2 separate regions of the Homo sapiens genome follow, and region 2 is linked to region 1. A link is an interaction called in ENCODE POLR2A ChIA-PET data of the cell type or tissue named here. Cell type or tissue: CD4-positive, alpha-beta T cell. All regions are shown on one strand.

The links. ChIA-PET counts read pairs that join two places held together with the same protein. Peaks named below come from ENCODE experiments on the same cell type or tissue, not always from the same donor. Only the 100,000 strongest peaks of a DNase experiment are listed, where the experiment ranks them.
Region 2: POLR2A ChIA-PET joins it to region 1 with 63 read pairs; 7 of 35 experiments call an interaction of 5 or more read pairs at or near these places.

Annotation. Positions count from the first base shown.
Region 1 is chr5:35,877,763-35,885,762 of GRCh38, reverse strand. It overlaps IL7R (interleukin 7 receptor), which reads right to left. Exons shown (of 8, transcript NM_002185.5): 8 at 6,160-8,000. Among named protein-coding and RNA genes, the nearest start is that of IL7R, 25 kb to the right of the region's middle. In CD4-positive, alpha-beta T cell, no CTCF peak of the experiment used is centred here; DNase peaks (open chromatin) are centred at 1,112, 1,472, 3,892, 5,922 and 2 weaker places.
Region 2 is chr5:35,818,236-35,826,235 of GRCh38, reverse strand. No RefSeq gene overlaps it. Among named protein-coding and RNA genes, the nearest start is that of IL7R, 35 kb to the left of the region's middle. In CD4-positive, alpha-beta T cell, no CTCF peak of the experiment used is centred here; DNase peaks (open chromatin) are centred at 2,695, 3,475 and 6,399; H3K4me3 peaks cover 490 bases; H3K27ac peaks cover 6,811 bases.

The sequences.
Region 1 (8,000 bases):
CTGTGTCTTGTAGTGTGTTTTCTACTTGATTCTCTTGTGTTTTCCATATATACAATAATTTTATCTGCCAATAATGACGATTTAATTTTCTCCTATTCAATATTTATGCTTTTTACTGTGTTTTCTTGTTTAATTGAATTTCTTAGAATTTCTAAAACCATGTTAAATGAAGTGACAATAGAATTTCTTTTGTCTTATCCTTCAATATAATGGAGTACTTTTAAAATTTCACCACTGAGCATGACCCTAGCTTATCTGCTCTTATTTTATTAAAATTTTTTATTTGAGAAAATAAAGCTTTAAGCATCATTCAGTTCTACACTGGCAACTTCACACTTGAACTTCACACTGTGAAATTCATGAAAGTTTATAATTATGTAGCAAACAGGTTTATCAGTCTGACACTATAGCATTTACTGAAGCTCTAATTAAATTAATGCTTTCTTAGGCTCTAAAAGTAATATTTCAGTCTATCAGTGGATAAGCTTAATAATAAAATGTTTTCTGATTATTCTGCATAGTTTTTGTGTCATGACTAGTGCAGTTCATACTTTGCAGGAACTAATTTATCATAAAAAGAGGGTCCTTTTCAGTCTCTGTAAGTTTTCCACCTCTTCTTGATGAAAAATCTTTACTTAGGGTAAAGGCAAATTGGTTCTAACAATTTACCATTGAGAGGCCCTCCAGATGAACTCAAGTGTTTCAGCACAATTCAGTATGTAAGCCTTATTTTTCAATCCTCAGGGGCTTTGCATATTGTTTGCTTCACTACTTTTACCTGAGTCTTGAGGAGCATGAATGTGTTCCTTGGACCTCATAGGTTTTGTGCATCACACTTTCTTTGTCTGAACAGCTGTGTCATTGCAAGCTACACACAAATGCCCACACAAATGCCACAAGCCATTAAAATTCAGAAATTAGGGTAGAATTTCATATGAATCTAAAATTAAATAACTGAAAAAACACAATTAAATATCTGTATTTATTAGATAAATGAAGTTTTGGAAAATTTTCTTTTCACTTCACCCCACCCTATTGTTTCCCCACTTCTGTGGTTACAGTGGTTAAGAGTACAGCTGCAAAGACAACTGTGTATGGGGAATGCAACCGACTTCTCACACATGGCTGCCCAGATGTGCTGCTCTCTCAGGGATGTGGTGCTTGCTTCTGTCTGAACAACCTGGCTTGGCATTCTTTTATCTTTAACAGTGATGAGGAAAGAAGTTGACCAACACAACATCATTTCCTAAATGTTTATTCATTCTTTGATTCATTCATTCATGTTTATGAGGGAATGCCTACTAAATTTTAGGTACTGTGTTTAGCAAGAGATGTAAGCCCCAGTAAGTCATAGTTCTCTGTGCCAGAATGCTTACAAGCCCCCAGAAGAGTCAGACAAATCAAGTAATTACAGATCAGTGTGGTGACAGTAGAAATAAGTGAAGTGCTATTAGGAATGCACCCATGAGTCATATCCTGGCCTGTAAGAGGATGTATTCCCAGAAGAGGCAATGCCTGAGGCTAGTCTTGAGGGACTGGTATGAACTACCCAGACAATGGGGGTAGCAAGTGTAAAGGCTGGCAATTGAGACCACAGGCTGAGAGTGGTGGCAAAAGGTGAAGAAAAAAGGTAGGCTGAAAAATCCCTGTCCCTGACAAAGTGTCCCACATCCTAATAATGAAAACATATAAATATGTTACTTCAATGGCCAAAGGGACTTTGTAGATGTGATTATATTAAGATCTCCAGATGGAGAGATTAGCCTTGATTATGCAGGTGGACCCAGTGTAATCACAAGGAATCTTATAAGGCAAGAGGGTCAATATGAGAGAAGGCACTGTCATGATAGAAACAGGGGATGAAATAGTCCACTTCAAAGATAGAGGAAGGGGCTAGGGTTGTGGGATAGGGAATACAGGTGGCCTCTGGTGGATGAAAAAAGCTGGAAAACGGATTCTCCCTGCAGTCTTCAGAAGTATCACAGCCCTGTTGACACCTGGATTTTTGCCCCAGAAGACTGATTTTGGACTTCTGATGCCTGATCTGCAGGAGAATAAATAAATTTGTATTGTTTTAAGCCACTAAGTTTGTGATAATTTATTACAGGAGCCACAAGAAAGTAATACACTAGATCATCAAGAGCCTTCCATGCTGTGTTAGTTCGTTCTTGCATTACTATAAATAAATGCCTGGGACTGGATAATTTATAAAGAAAAGAGGCTTAGTTGGATCATGGTTCTGCAGGGCTTACAGGAAGCATGGTGCTAAGATCTGCTTGGCTTCTGAGGAGGCCTCAGGAAACTTACAATCATGGTGGAATGCAAAGGGGGAGCAGGCACATCACATGGTGAAAGCAGGAGCAAGGGTGGGAGGAGGTGCCACACACTTTTAAAACAACCAGGTCTTGTGAGATCTCACTCACTCTTGAGAGGACAGCACCAAGGGGATGGTGCTCTCACCAGGGTCCACCTCCAATACTGGGGATTATATTTTATCATGAGATTTGGATGGGGACAAGAATCCAAGCTATGTCACGTGCCATGCTGGAAAGCCACTAAGGGATTTTAGTTAGGGAGGTAGCTTGATCAGATTTCCTCTTTAGAAAGATACTCGCAGTGGGGGTGGGGGATAGGTCATATGACAGCCAGACTAGGGCAGGGTCAGATGGACTTTTGTGACTGCTGTACACACTTAGGGGACACCACAACCAGGTCAAAGGTGAGTCTGAGACTAAGACCAAGTGGTTCTTTGTGCCATCTTTCTCTGTCAGAATAGCTCTTCCTTTTCTTCCTCCCTTCCATCTACCAGTACTTACTAAATATTTGTTTTATTCCAAGAATAATATAGGAAGTGGAACTTGCATGGAACTTGAATTTTAGAATCAGAGAGAGGCAATAAGAACAATCATCAAAAATAAATTATTAATAATTAGTAATGAATTAGTGATTAATAATTGGTAGTTAATATTGAGGAAGGAGTTTTGGAGGAAATAAACAGGGAGGCATGATAGAGACTATCAGGAGGAGGGTCTTGTTTTCATTAGAATGACCACTTCTGTGGAGGTTACGTAGAAGCTAGGACCTGGATAATAAGAAGGAGCCAGCCACACAAAGATCCAGAGAAACCACGTTTCAGATGGAGAGAGCGGCAAGAGCAAAGGCCTTGGGACAGGCAGGCTGGCTGATTCCATATTATAAGATGTTGTGGAGGTGGAGGAAAAGGATAAAAGCCCTTCACTCAAGCTCTAGCTTATCTAACTCTCAGCCAATCAGTAAGAAGACACCCAGAAAGCTATTAACTGCAAGCTTCTCTTTCCAGGGCCTAGGGATTTCCCTGGAGCCCCACAAGTTCTACTATCTATGTTCTTGTTGGAATGAAACAGATATTCAGATATTTAGTAACTAGTAAGTACTGGTAGATGGAAGGGTGGCAGAAAAGAAGGAAGAGCTTTTCTGACAAGGAGATAAAGGTGGCACAAAGACCAACTTGGCCTTAGCCTCAGGCTCACCTTGGACCTGATGTGGCATCCCCTAAGCGGGCATAGAGGTCACAAAAGTCCATCTGTCCTGGCTCTAGTCTAGCTGTCATATGACCTATTCTCTTCCTTCACCAGGGGGATCATTCTAAAGAGGAAATTTGATCCAACTACTTCCCATGCTTGAAGAGGCAGAGAAGTCTAGAGGCTGAAAGAAGCTTCCTGGACAACACATAGAGACCCAGTTAATAGACAGGATGTGGATCATCCACATTCAAAGGAACATGATGGGCCCTGACACATTAGCAGTAGACACAACACGGGATACCATCCACAGACAAGACAGGAAGGCTAGAGCTCAGGGGAGTCCAAAGAAGTCACATGGCCCCAGATTCCTTCTCCCAGTACCATGTGCATTCATTTTCTAGGGCTGTCATAGCAAAGCACCACAGACTGAGTGGCTTAAACAAGAGATTTATTGTCTCACCGTTCTGGAGCCTAGAAGTTTGAGATCAAGGTGCCAGCAGGGTTGATTCCTTTTGAGAGCTGTGGGGGAGAATCTGTCCCATGCCTCTTTCTTAGCTACTGATGATTTTCTATCAATCTTTGATACTTATTATCTTTTAAAAATATCACCCCTGATCTCTGCCTTCATTTTTCACATGATGTTTTCCCTATGTGCATGTCTGTCTCTAAATTTTCCTTTTTTTTTTTATAAGAACACCAGTCATACTGGATTATGCTGCACCCTAATGACATTTTAAATTGATTACCTATTTAAAGAAACTATCTCCAAATAAAGTCACATTCTGAGCTATTGCATGTTAAGAATTCAACATATGAATTTTGGGGGGACACAACTCAATTCATAGCACCGTGTATCTAAAACTCTCAGGAGAATGGGAGGAGAAGAAATCTGAATTTGACTAAAGATTTAATAAGAGACTGAACTAAAAACGGCATGACTGAGTTAGCTTGTGTGTCAAACAGGCTTTAATGTGGCCCCTGCGATCGCCAACTCCTGAAAATCTTGTCTTTATATAATCCCCTCCTCTTGAGTATGGATGGGACTTCTGACTTGCTTCTAACCAAAAGAATATGGCAAGATGATGGAATGTCACGCCTGTGGTCATATCACATATATAAGACACCATTTTGCTGGTAGACTCACTCTCCCTTGCTGGCTTTGAAGAAGCAAGCTTTTGTTGAAAGAGAGCTTATGGGCCAGGCACGGTGGCTCACGCCTGTAATCCCCGCACTTTGGGAGGCCAAGGCGGGTGGATCACCTGAGGTCAGGAGTTTGAGACCAGCCTGGCCAACATGGCGAAACCCCATCTCCATTACAAAAAATACAAAAATTAGCTGGGCATGGTGGTGTGCACCTGTAATTCCAGGTACTTGGGAGACTGAGGCAGGGCATCTCCTGAACCTGGAAGGCAGAGGTTGCAGTGAGCTGAGATGGTGCCACTGCATTCCAGCAGCCTGGGCAACAGAGCAAGACTCTGTCAAAACAAACAAACAAACAAACAAACAAAAACACAAAAGCTTATGAAGAGGGTCATATGACAGGAGGCTGTGGGTGAACTTTAGGAGCCGAGAGTGAGAGCTATCAGGAAGCTGGAGCACTCAGTTTTACAAGCACAAGAAAATAAATTCTACTATAACCTAAGTAAGTTTGGAAACGGACCCATTGCCAATGGAGCCTCTGGAAGAGAAGCAAGCCTGGGCCAACATTTTGATTGCAGCCTTGCTGAGGACTCAGCTAAGCCATGCCCAGACTTCTGACCCGCAGAGGTTGTGAGATAGGAAATGTGTGGTGTTTTAAGCTGTTAGAAAAAGAAAGAAGGAAGAAGAGGAAGAACAAGAACAAGAAAAAGTAGGAAGGGGGAGGGGAAAGGGAAAGAGGAGGAAGAAGAGAGGAGGAAGAGGCCAAGAAGGGGGAGGAGTCAAGAGAACAGAAGCTATTATCTTCCTTTCTTTCCAAGTTCCCCTCACCACAAGCTTATGATAGGGTGTGTGTGGCTTTAGTTAGAATATAAGACTGCATCTTAAAACTAGATGAATTAAGCTTTGGTCACTTAAAGGAATCTACTTCAGAAAGGGATTTTCAGTGGAGCATCTTTGGAGATAAGTAATTAAAGAAATGCCAGAATTATTTTATATTTATATCCTACTGAATTAAGATTCCTTCCTAAAACCTGATACACACATGCACAGAAAATATATATTTCACATCACATTCCTGATTAAAATCCTGCCAAGCCCCTCTATTTTCTGCAAAATAGATGACAACTTCTTAGGCTGGCATGCCAAATGCTTAATCATTGGCCCCCACCAATTCTGCCAAGCCTAATTTCCAGCCACTACTCTGCAGACTGCAGGGACTAGGTATATCAAGTGAAATAGGTGTCCATGCAGGGCTTCCACTGAACCACCTGTTGAGTGAAGCAACACTCTCTGTTCTCTCTGTTAAATACATTGACACATTGAGACTTAACCACTAGTAGGCTGTCTTCTAGTGCAGTGGTTCTCAAACTTTTTGGGACCAGGGACTGGTTTTGTGGAAGACAATTTTTTCCATGGACTCATGGGGAGGTGAGTTTTCAGGAGCTGAAGAGATGTGTGGTCCATTCTGGGAATCCGTCTAACCACAGTTTCCAGAGAAAACAGGCATGCCACAAAGTGTTCTTCTATACCATTTAATTAAATATGAGATGGTTATTACATACATTGTACGCTTATATACTAAGCAGCTCTGCGAAATGTTTGTAATGCATGTGGATAGTACACGGTTAAATCAGAGATCTTCACTGTAGTGAACAATGGATATTTTAAAGAATAGTCCCAACAATAAACCACAGAGCTGACAAAAATGCCACCTAATCTGCATCATTTCCAGGAGCTCTGCCACATATTCTTCCTGGCCCGTACCAAGTCTCTTAGCCCCTCTAGAAGAGCTAAGAAAATGCAGGTGTGCACCTCTGAACAGCCCATACTTGGCTTTTCTGAAGCAAATTCCCATGGAAACCACATTGAAGGAAGAGGCAAAGGCTGGTAGGAAATCAGCTGAATCAGCCTGGGTGCCCTAGACCCAGTCATGTTTGTTGGACCAAATTAGCTGTCTTTTCATTTCATGCTATATAGAACTGGCAGTTTACACTTCTGATTAATACATTGTCTCCGATCAGGAGGTTTATTTTTTTTTCCTAATAAAATCTGAAAGGAGATTGGGCAGAACCAATTAGTAATCTTACATTACACATTGTCCCTAGGTATATAATCAAGAATTAACAGCAGTTATGATTATATGATTATAATACATGCATTTTAAATACTACAGTAACAGACAGAGGCTCAGACACTAAATTCCAAAGATAACATATGCCAAACAACATTGAAACAAAGGATTTTAGAGCTGGAGATATCTCGATGTTTTTCTATGGTCATCTCTTCATTTCTTCAAGAGATTGTCTATTTATACCAGGGATACAAAATTATGGCTCCCAGTTCTGACTTAACGTGTGAGGTTGGGTAATTTACCTGTCTTCCTGTGTCCCAGTTTTCCCATAAGTCAAAGAAAATAACAATAAATACTTCAAAGAACTTCTGTGAATAAGGTATCAGAGACCTGGCATGAGATTTTGTGGAGCCTCCTATTTGAGACTTGACTCCCATTTCTACAAAAGGTAAAGAACACCTGCCCACTGATGAAAAATGTCTTCTGCTGCCTACAAACCAGGCAGATTCTACTTTTCCTCCATGTAAATTTACATCATTTTTGTGGCATTTGCCCTGTCTCCAACAGGGCACTTTCAATATGGCTCTTTTATAGCATTTTATAATATAATAATAATTTGTTTACCAAGCAGTCACTTTCATTAGGTTTTGCAATTTATGAGGCAGAATGCCATCCTTTTATGTGTCTTTAGGTCCCCTGTGCCTAACAGTATGATTGACATGTAGCAGGCTTTCCATAAATGCCTATCAAGGAGGTGGAAGGAATGCTTATGGAAGTGCTTTGAAAATTGCAAAAGCACTAGGCAAACCTAAGGGATTATGGCATTGTATTTATTACTGCTGGTGCAGAGGAGAGCACTTTGGAAAGTAAAACATTCACCTGAAGAATAAGATGGTCTGATCTTACCAGTCCTTTAAGCCAACAGATAAGGTCCATTCATCCACAGTTAAAACCCCATTCACAGACAACACAAAACAAAACAAACAAGAAAACTAAAATATCAGAAACACCTAGTCCCCCTAAATAAAGTAAAAACAGAACAAAGAAGAAAATTCAAAACAGAAAAACAGTAGCAACAAATCTCAAACAAAACCATGAACCTATGACCCCTTCTCTAGTTTTCTGTGCAGCATCTGCCCTTTGTGGTTCTGTGAACAGCCAGGGTTTGGAGGCCTGTGGGAGATGGGTTTGCTGCACTTTGCTGAGCTGACATTACTCAGTTGCCTTGACTTTGAGTTAGTCATTAGAAGTCAGTCTAGACCAAGAAAGGCAAGATGATATATGTC
Region 2 (8,000 bases), 60 kb after region 1:
GGTGGTTACAGGAAACTGTGCTGGCTTTTCCATTTCAGTTTAGTCTTGCAGATTAAATTGAAAGTTTCACAAAGGTGCATTGCTAAACACTTTCTTTCTTTTTTTTTTTTTTTTGAGATGGAGTCTCTCTCTGTTGCCAGGCTGGAGTGCAGTGGCATGATCTCGGCTCACTGCAACCTCTGCCTCCCGGGTTCAAGCTATTCTCCTGCCTCAGCCTCCCAAGTAGCAGAGACTACAGGCATGCACCACCATGCCCAGCTAATTTTTGTATTTTTTGTAGAGACGGGGTTTCTCCATGTTGGACAGGATGGTCTTGATCTCTTGACCTTGTGATCCGCCTGCTTTGGCCTCCCAAAGTGCTGGGATTACAGGCATGAGCCACCGGACCCGGCTTAAACATCCTCTTAATGCAAAGGAATTGTGGGCAAATGAATCAACAGGTTGTGCAATGTGTTTGCAGGCTTATTCTTGGGGCCTGTCCTACTCTACCACTTATAGGTTTCTTCAAGGCTCAACTTCATCCCACGTATCTGTGCAGTATCTCACTTCTAACCTTCTGTGTCTAGCGTGGGCCAGAGATGCAGGTGATGGGAAAACAGGCTGTCAAGAGGCTTGTAGCTCTGATTTTGCCAACTGTGCACCCCTAGACTCCCAGGGATCAAATGACTGGCAGCCTCGGAATTGAAGAGCAACAACTGGAGAACTTGGCTGCTGATTGTCTTCCTTCCTCAGATTTTTAAATTTTTTCACCCATATGGTTTGAGTGTCCAGGTTTGCTGGCTGGGGCCACCTAAGGCAGCTGCATGTGGTCGGGTGGCTTATGCTCTGCAATAATGTAACCAGCTGAGAGGAGAATGGAAGCTAACCTTTGTTAGCCAGTCTGTTGTTCCCTGCCATGTGCTACATCAGTCTGAAGGAAGGGATGTCTTTTTATCATTTATCCTCCAAGAGAGTGCCTTGTGAGGAGACCCAAGGGCCCTGAATGAGCTAGTGGTGGCCCTGGGCAGATAGTTTTAAACTGTGAAGCCTTGACTTGAAGCCTGTGCCCTCACTGCCAAGCCCAGACCTTCTCTGACTTGCTTGAATCTGACCTTGAAAAATTGGTAGGCCACAGGCCATATATACAAGCTCCACGAACGTATTTATTTGATTTACACAAAGCTGGACCACATAGTGTTGTGAAATATTTGAATTGGTTGTCAATACTTAAAATTTAAGAGATTTTACATAAATGTCTGAGTTTCTGGCTTCCCACAGCACTACCCGGTAACATTTGGTAGCAGCCAGTTAATGTGTGACAGCCCTTGCCATGCCCTGTGGCCTCTCCAGCACTGAAAATGAAGGTCAATTTCTGATTTTTTTGTTTGTTTGTTTGTTTGGTTTTTTGTTTTTTTTCGAGACGGAGTTTCACTCTCATTGCCCAGGCTGGAGTGCAATGGCTCAATCTCGGCTCACTGCAACCTCTGCCTCCCAGGTTCAAACAATTCTCCTGCTGCAACCACTCGAATAGCTGGGATTACAGGCATGCACCACCATGCCTGCCTAATTTTGTAGTTTTAGTAGAAACGGGGTTTCTCCATGTTGATCAGGTTGGTCTCAAACTTCTGACCTCAGGTGATCCGCCTGCCTTGGCCTCCCAAAGTGCTGGGATTACAGGTGTGAACCACCGCACCCAGCCATTGCTGTTTATCATAGTGCTTGTGCTCTGTTTTCTTCTAGAAGAATTAAAAGAAAAGCAAAATCTATCTCGTGCTCACTTTTTAAAGTGGGAAGGTTTAAAAATAGATTGAGAAGCCATTTGTGGAAAAGTCTAGCCTGCTACATATTTTCTAATTGCCTGCTAAGTCTTCATCATCTGTGTTTGCAGCCCACGTCCCCGTGTCTCATAATCATGCAGTTGAAGAAATTCAGTTCTAGCACATGCTCCTCCGTTGGGCCATTACAAGCAGGTACTAGGCTTACAGAGGAACCTGAATTTATCATGACCCCTCTGCAGCAGAGAGGCTGATTTGGAGGAGCGTATTCTGGGGGCTCATCTGTTCTGCTGTCATCAGTCTAAAGTGTCTACAATGACAAAGAGTTTAGACCCTTCTTGCTGAGCTGGGAGGCTAGTCAGTGAGTGGATGACCCAGGGCAAGGTCAGATGGTCAAACAAAAGAATACTGTGACCAGAAATATGAGACCAGAATCAGGGAGTGAGGATAGGGACATTAGGAACACAGGTGACAAAAGCCAAGTAGCTGCAAAAGAGGTACATAGCTCAAGAAAATCAGGTTTCATAAGCTAAGGCCCCAGTGGCAAAGTTTTTTTGAGGCAGTGTCTCACTCTGTCACCCAGACTGGAGTGCAGTGGCTCGATCTTGGCTTACCACAAACTCTGCCTTCTGGGTTCAAGTGGTTCTCCTGCCTCAGCCTACCGAGTAGCTGGGATTACAAGCATGCGCCACTACTGCCCGGGTATTTTTGAATTTTTAATAGAGACAGGGTTTGACCATGTTGGTCAGGCTGGTCTTGAGCTCCTGAGCTCAAATAATCCACCTGCCTCAGCCTCCCAAATTGCTGGGATTACAGGTGTAAGCCACTGTGCCCGGCCATGCAAAGTTCTGTAGTAGGGAGCAGATGCTCAAAATGCAGAGGGTTAGGAGGCTCAGTCCTTAGCTCAGAGAAGCTCTTGGGGACTTTACATGCCTGGTCATACCTCATGATGCCTGTACATGGCCCATAGGTGACAGAGAAGCAGTCTAGTCAGATGGTTAAGGGCAAAGACTCTGGAGACAGATTCCTTCCTAGGTGAGAATCCTAGCCTTTTGCTGGCTGTGAATCAGGCGAGCTCCTTAACCCCTTCATGCCTTAGCTCCCTTTTCTACATAACGAGGCTAGTGATATACTCACCTTTTAAGGTTCCCTATACATGAGGATTAAATGATCTAATTCTTACAAAGTGCTTAGAATAGTAGCTGGCACATGCAACATATCCAATAAGTGTTTATTATTGCTCGCTACTTCTCCCAGCTTCCTTAGGAAAATGCAGTCTTTAGAAACATGTTTATCAGCTTGGAGGAAATTGCCCTCTGAAAGAAAAAACAGCAATATATGCATCTTAGTATTTTAAAGGAACTTGCCAAGCATGCACCTGGCACAATGGGCAAACTTTATAAAGGGTAGCTAAATTCCGAAATAATTTGTAAAGGGCTCCTGAAGCATCAGAAAGCTAAATGATGTTTTCCGATTGAGGATGCTATTCCCTTGGATGCTTTTGGAGGGAGCATGGTGCAAAGCTCTCCTTAATTTAAAAGGACATTACCATGAAATGGGCTCACCGTGAAATCTGTTGGGAGAAGAGTGAGCCTCACTCTCTGGAGCGCATGGTGGAGTCTGCCATATATGAGAAGGATGTTGTGGTTTCAGCCAGGTTTGTGGGGGCACAGCAAGGTGAGGCTGTCGCTATTTTCTCCGTGTGGTTAGTATGAAGTGAGCAAAGACACAACAGCATGTGTTTGGAGCTCGAGTGCTCAAGGCGCTGCTTTGAGCCCAGTGCGGCCCTTTGGGGCTTTGAACTGCAGCCACAAGACTCTGGTGGCATCTCTTTCCAGATTTGTTTTGAAACAAGCTTGAAAACAAGATTTCACCCAGTCCTTATGCTAAGATCTGCGAGTGAATGTGCTTGTGCATATTCTTGTCCCTGGCTCAAAAGAATGTTCAGCGATGTATCTAGTAACTAATAGAGGATGCCCTGCTAAGTCTTATGTCTTTGCCAGAGAACATGGCAGAAAAGCTACTGGAGACAGTAGGAGCTATGCCAACAGGCAACATGAATTTGTTATTAAGTCAAATTCAGTAATGTATGAAAGGAGATAAAATAATTTGCAAATGGTGTTGAGGCAGAGTTAGGACACCATTTGTTTAAGTAAGAAATGGGTAGAGACAGCCTGGATGTCAAGCTGCAGGGCTGACCTGTTTAGGATTAGATCAGGCTCCAGGTCCTAAAAGCAGTTGATTATAATAGACTTTGTGGTTCTCATTAGCTTTCATGTAGTAGACTAGAGCTTTTCAGCCTCTAGTAGATGTACCCTCATGGTGCCTAGTCTCATCTATCCTGAGCTACAGGGGGCCAGCTGGGGAGAAGAAAAGTGACACTCTTTCTACCTCCACACACTCATTCACACACACACACACACACACACATGCACACACACACAATCCTGTAAACATTAATTCAATTATCTCTATAGATCTAGCATAAGGTACATATAAGATTATAGAAACATCTCTGCTCTAAAGAGTTCGTCTCCACTTCCTAAAATTTCCTTTAGTGGGTGACTTCCCTCTTCATTAATTAATTCGTTCCAAATTTATTAAGTATACAAGTGCCAGAAGCTATACTGAGTGAAGCTGGGTTAGGTGCTCAGTGTAAGAAAAAGATGAGTAAGCACTGAAAGATAGATTAGAGTCAGGTTCTGAATAACATTCTACGAAATCCAAAATTCATTTAGTAGGGAGGGGTCAGAAGGAAGGGTTTTTGTGTGTTTTTCCTGAGACAAGGTTTCACTCTGTTGCTCAGGTTGGAGTGGAGTGGTGCAGTTTGACTCACCATAGTCTCAACCTCCCACACTCAAGCAATCCTCCTGCCTTAGCCTCCTGGGTAGCTAGGACTAAAGGCTTGCACCACCACATCTAGCTAACTAAAATATATATATATATATATTTTTGTAGAGACAGAGTCTTGCTCTGTCGCCAAAGCTAGAGTGCAGTGGTATGACCATATCTCACTGCAGCCTTGATTTTCTGGGCTCAAGTGATCCTCCCACCTTAGCCTCCTTAGTAGCTGAGATTACAGGTGCGTGCCACCACATCCAGCTAGTTTTTAATTTTTTTGTAGAGATGGCATCTCACTATGTTGAGCAGGATGGTCCCGAACACCTGACCTCAGGCAATCCTCCCACCTTGGCTTCCCAAAGTACTGGGATTACAGGTGTGAGCCACCATACTTGGCCTCAGAAGGAAGGTTTTTTAAGCAAAAATGTGACATGCTTAATCAGAGTTTCAGGAATATTGCATTGAGAGTAGTGTAGAGACTGTATTGGGAAAGAAATTTAGAGGATTGGGGAGAAGATACAGAAAGCAGAGGGGGTCAACTGAGGAGTATTTCAAGTCTAGAAAAAATATTTTGAGAGCTTTTGAAATACAGTAGTGACCGTGGGAACCCAAAGGAGAGGAAAATTGTGAGAAATATTTACAAAGAGTAACCAGTAAAACTTGGGTATGACGGGAGAGAGAGAATGAGGAAGCAAGGACAGCTCTGAAGTTTTGAGTATGGGAGACCAGAAGAACCACAGATGTTGCCATTAATATAGAATGGGAAGTTAGGAGGAGGAGCTTTTCCTGTAGAGCCTCAGAAATGGAGGGGGCTAGAAGGTCATCCAGTCAAATGCCACATCTGATGTCGGTATCCCCTCTTCTCCCACTTTAATCGTCTGTTAGGGAACCATAGACTGGCCTGGATAGGACAGCAACTAAGTGGCTGGGTATGGTTTTGGGCTCCGAGGCCTGGAGTTCCAGTGCAAGGAAATTTGGGATACTCACAGTGTGATAAGCCTAGTCAAAGTGTTCTAGAGAAGTGAGAGAACCACACATGATAAAGGATAAGCTGAAAGGGTCCACTGGGGAGATAGAAGTTTGGGTAGCAGAGCTGAGCAACTGATTCAGTAGAGATGAAATTTCTGGAGGAGCAGGACAAAGAGGTAAAGGACTGGGCTCCTGCCATGGCTGTCAACTTCCCTGCCACAGTGAACCCTGCCTCTGTCAGAATACTTCTGCACTTTTGGAGAGAGGGAGCTCATAGCTTTCAATGGTCAGCTGAAATCTCTCATGCTTTATCATTCACCACTAGTGTTAGTTCATCCCTGGAGGCCCGGAAAAGATGCTTCATCTAAACAGTTTTTCAAATGGTTGGTGATAGCGTCCCTAAATCTGAAGTAAGTTTATCTTCCTTGTCCCCCAAATCTGAAGTTTCTCTTCTCAAAGATGAAGTTTCCTCACTTCAGTCACAATGCATGTGTATAGAACTGACATATATCCCAGTTTATCTGCATAGAGTGCACATATATTAAAGTATGAGGCCATGAACTTTATCCAGAACTGCAGTTGAGGTCTGACCACCACAAACAGAGGAAAGTCAGCACCTCCATTATTGGAGCTATTGTATTACCTCTAATTCTCTGAAGATAATGGGTTCTCTTGGGGCCACATAACACAGTCAATTAGATTCACTTGACTTTGAACAAAGCCCTTTGTTTTTATTTTTAAACACTGCTAAGCCATGTTTCATCCTGTGTTTGTGTGGTGGGTTATTTGTACCTGAGCATAGACAACTGGGTAAGAGGATGGCTTTTGGGGTTAGTATTGGTTTCTTAGTCTGTGTCTGTTTTTTACCAGCTGTGTGACTTTGGGTAAGTTACGTAACTTCTCTAAACCTCATTTCTTCATATATAAATGGCAATCTTAAGGGTACCTACTTCAAAGAATTATCAGAACTAAATGAGATAAGGAGCATTTAGCACAGTTCCCAGCTCATAGTAAACCCTCAATAATACTAGCTATCATTATCTATTGTTACCTAATATTAATATCTCCATCTTGTTAGGTGGGACTCATCCTTCAAGAAATTGTTGGGTCTTCTTTCTCTTAGTAAACATAATTTAATTCCAATCTCTTTTAACTTTGTGTCAACTACAATTCTAATTAACATGAATTCTATACCTCTCTTTGAGTATCTTTGTTGTTGGACTGTATCACAGAGGTGAATAAGACAGACGTGGTCAGTATCCCCTATAGCCATCAGTCCATTGAGAAAGACAGTTAATGAATAACTCATGTATGAATCTTCTGTGTTTGCTAAAGTTATTTCACCAGTTACAAATTCACTTGTCTTTGCATCTAGCCATATTTGTTTACCTTGTTCCCAAGGATATATGGAGATATGAATAACTGTAAAATGCCCCATTGATGTCCAAATGCCCTGTATCTGGAAAGAGATAAGTAATGACAATGACTCAAATTTGGAGATTATATCTAAGAAGCCCTGCAGGATTTTCAGTCTAGTAGGTAGATGTGTATGAGCTTCTGCAGGTCACAGAAGTCAGAGATGAAGAAAAATATTTAAGTCCTTTACATACCGATGAGAATGGAAGATAAGTAGATGGTTGTAATACTCAAGAGAGAATGGGATGAGACATAGGAAGAGAAAATGAACTACGTAAGGAGAAGTAATTACAGAGGTAAAAGGACAGCAGAGTTTGTAGTCTCTCTTGTAATCCAAGGGAAAATAAAATTTTAAAAACGAGGCAGTGATGAATAGGGTACAAATATGGAGATAAATTGCTACCGTGTTTGTTTATTGAAAGGCCATTTAGGACATTTCTGAGGTAAGTTTCAGTGGATTAGTAAGGAGAAAGCAAGATATTTTACAGGTTAAAAAATTGGCTGCAAAGCAGAAAAATAATAGATAAAAATTAGTAAAATTAAAAAGCTGGTTATTTGAAAAGATGAATAAAATTGATTAATCTCTAGCCAAAGTGACCAAGAAAAAAGATGAAAAACGTCTATCAGGAATAAAAAGAGGTCATCATTACAGAACCTACCAATGTTAAAATAGTAAGGGAATATTATAAATTTTTTGCCAATAAATTTAGGAACTTAGATGTAAAGGACAAATTCCTTGAAAGACACCATATCTCACCCAAGAAGAAATAGATAATAATCCTATAGCTATTAAATAAATTGAATTAGTAATTAAAATTCTTCCAACAAAGAAAACTCTGGTTCAGGAGGCTTTATTGGAAATACTTAAGGAAGAAAAACTAATTTTACATAAACTCTTCTATAAAATAGAATGAATGCATACTAACTTGTTTATGATGCCAGAATTAACCTTCTATGAACACCAAGTATATTATAAGAAAATAAAACTATAGACCAATATCTCTCCCAAACCCAGACCAA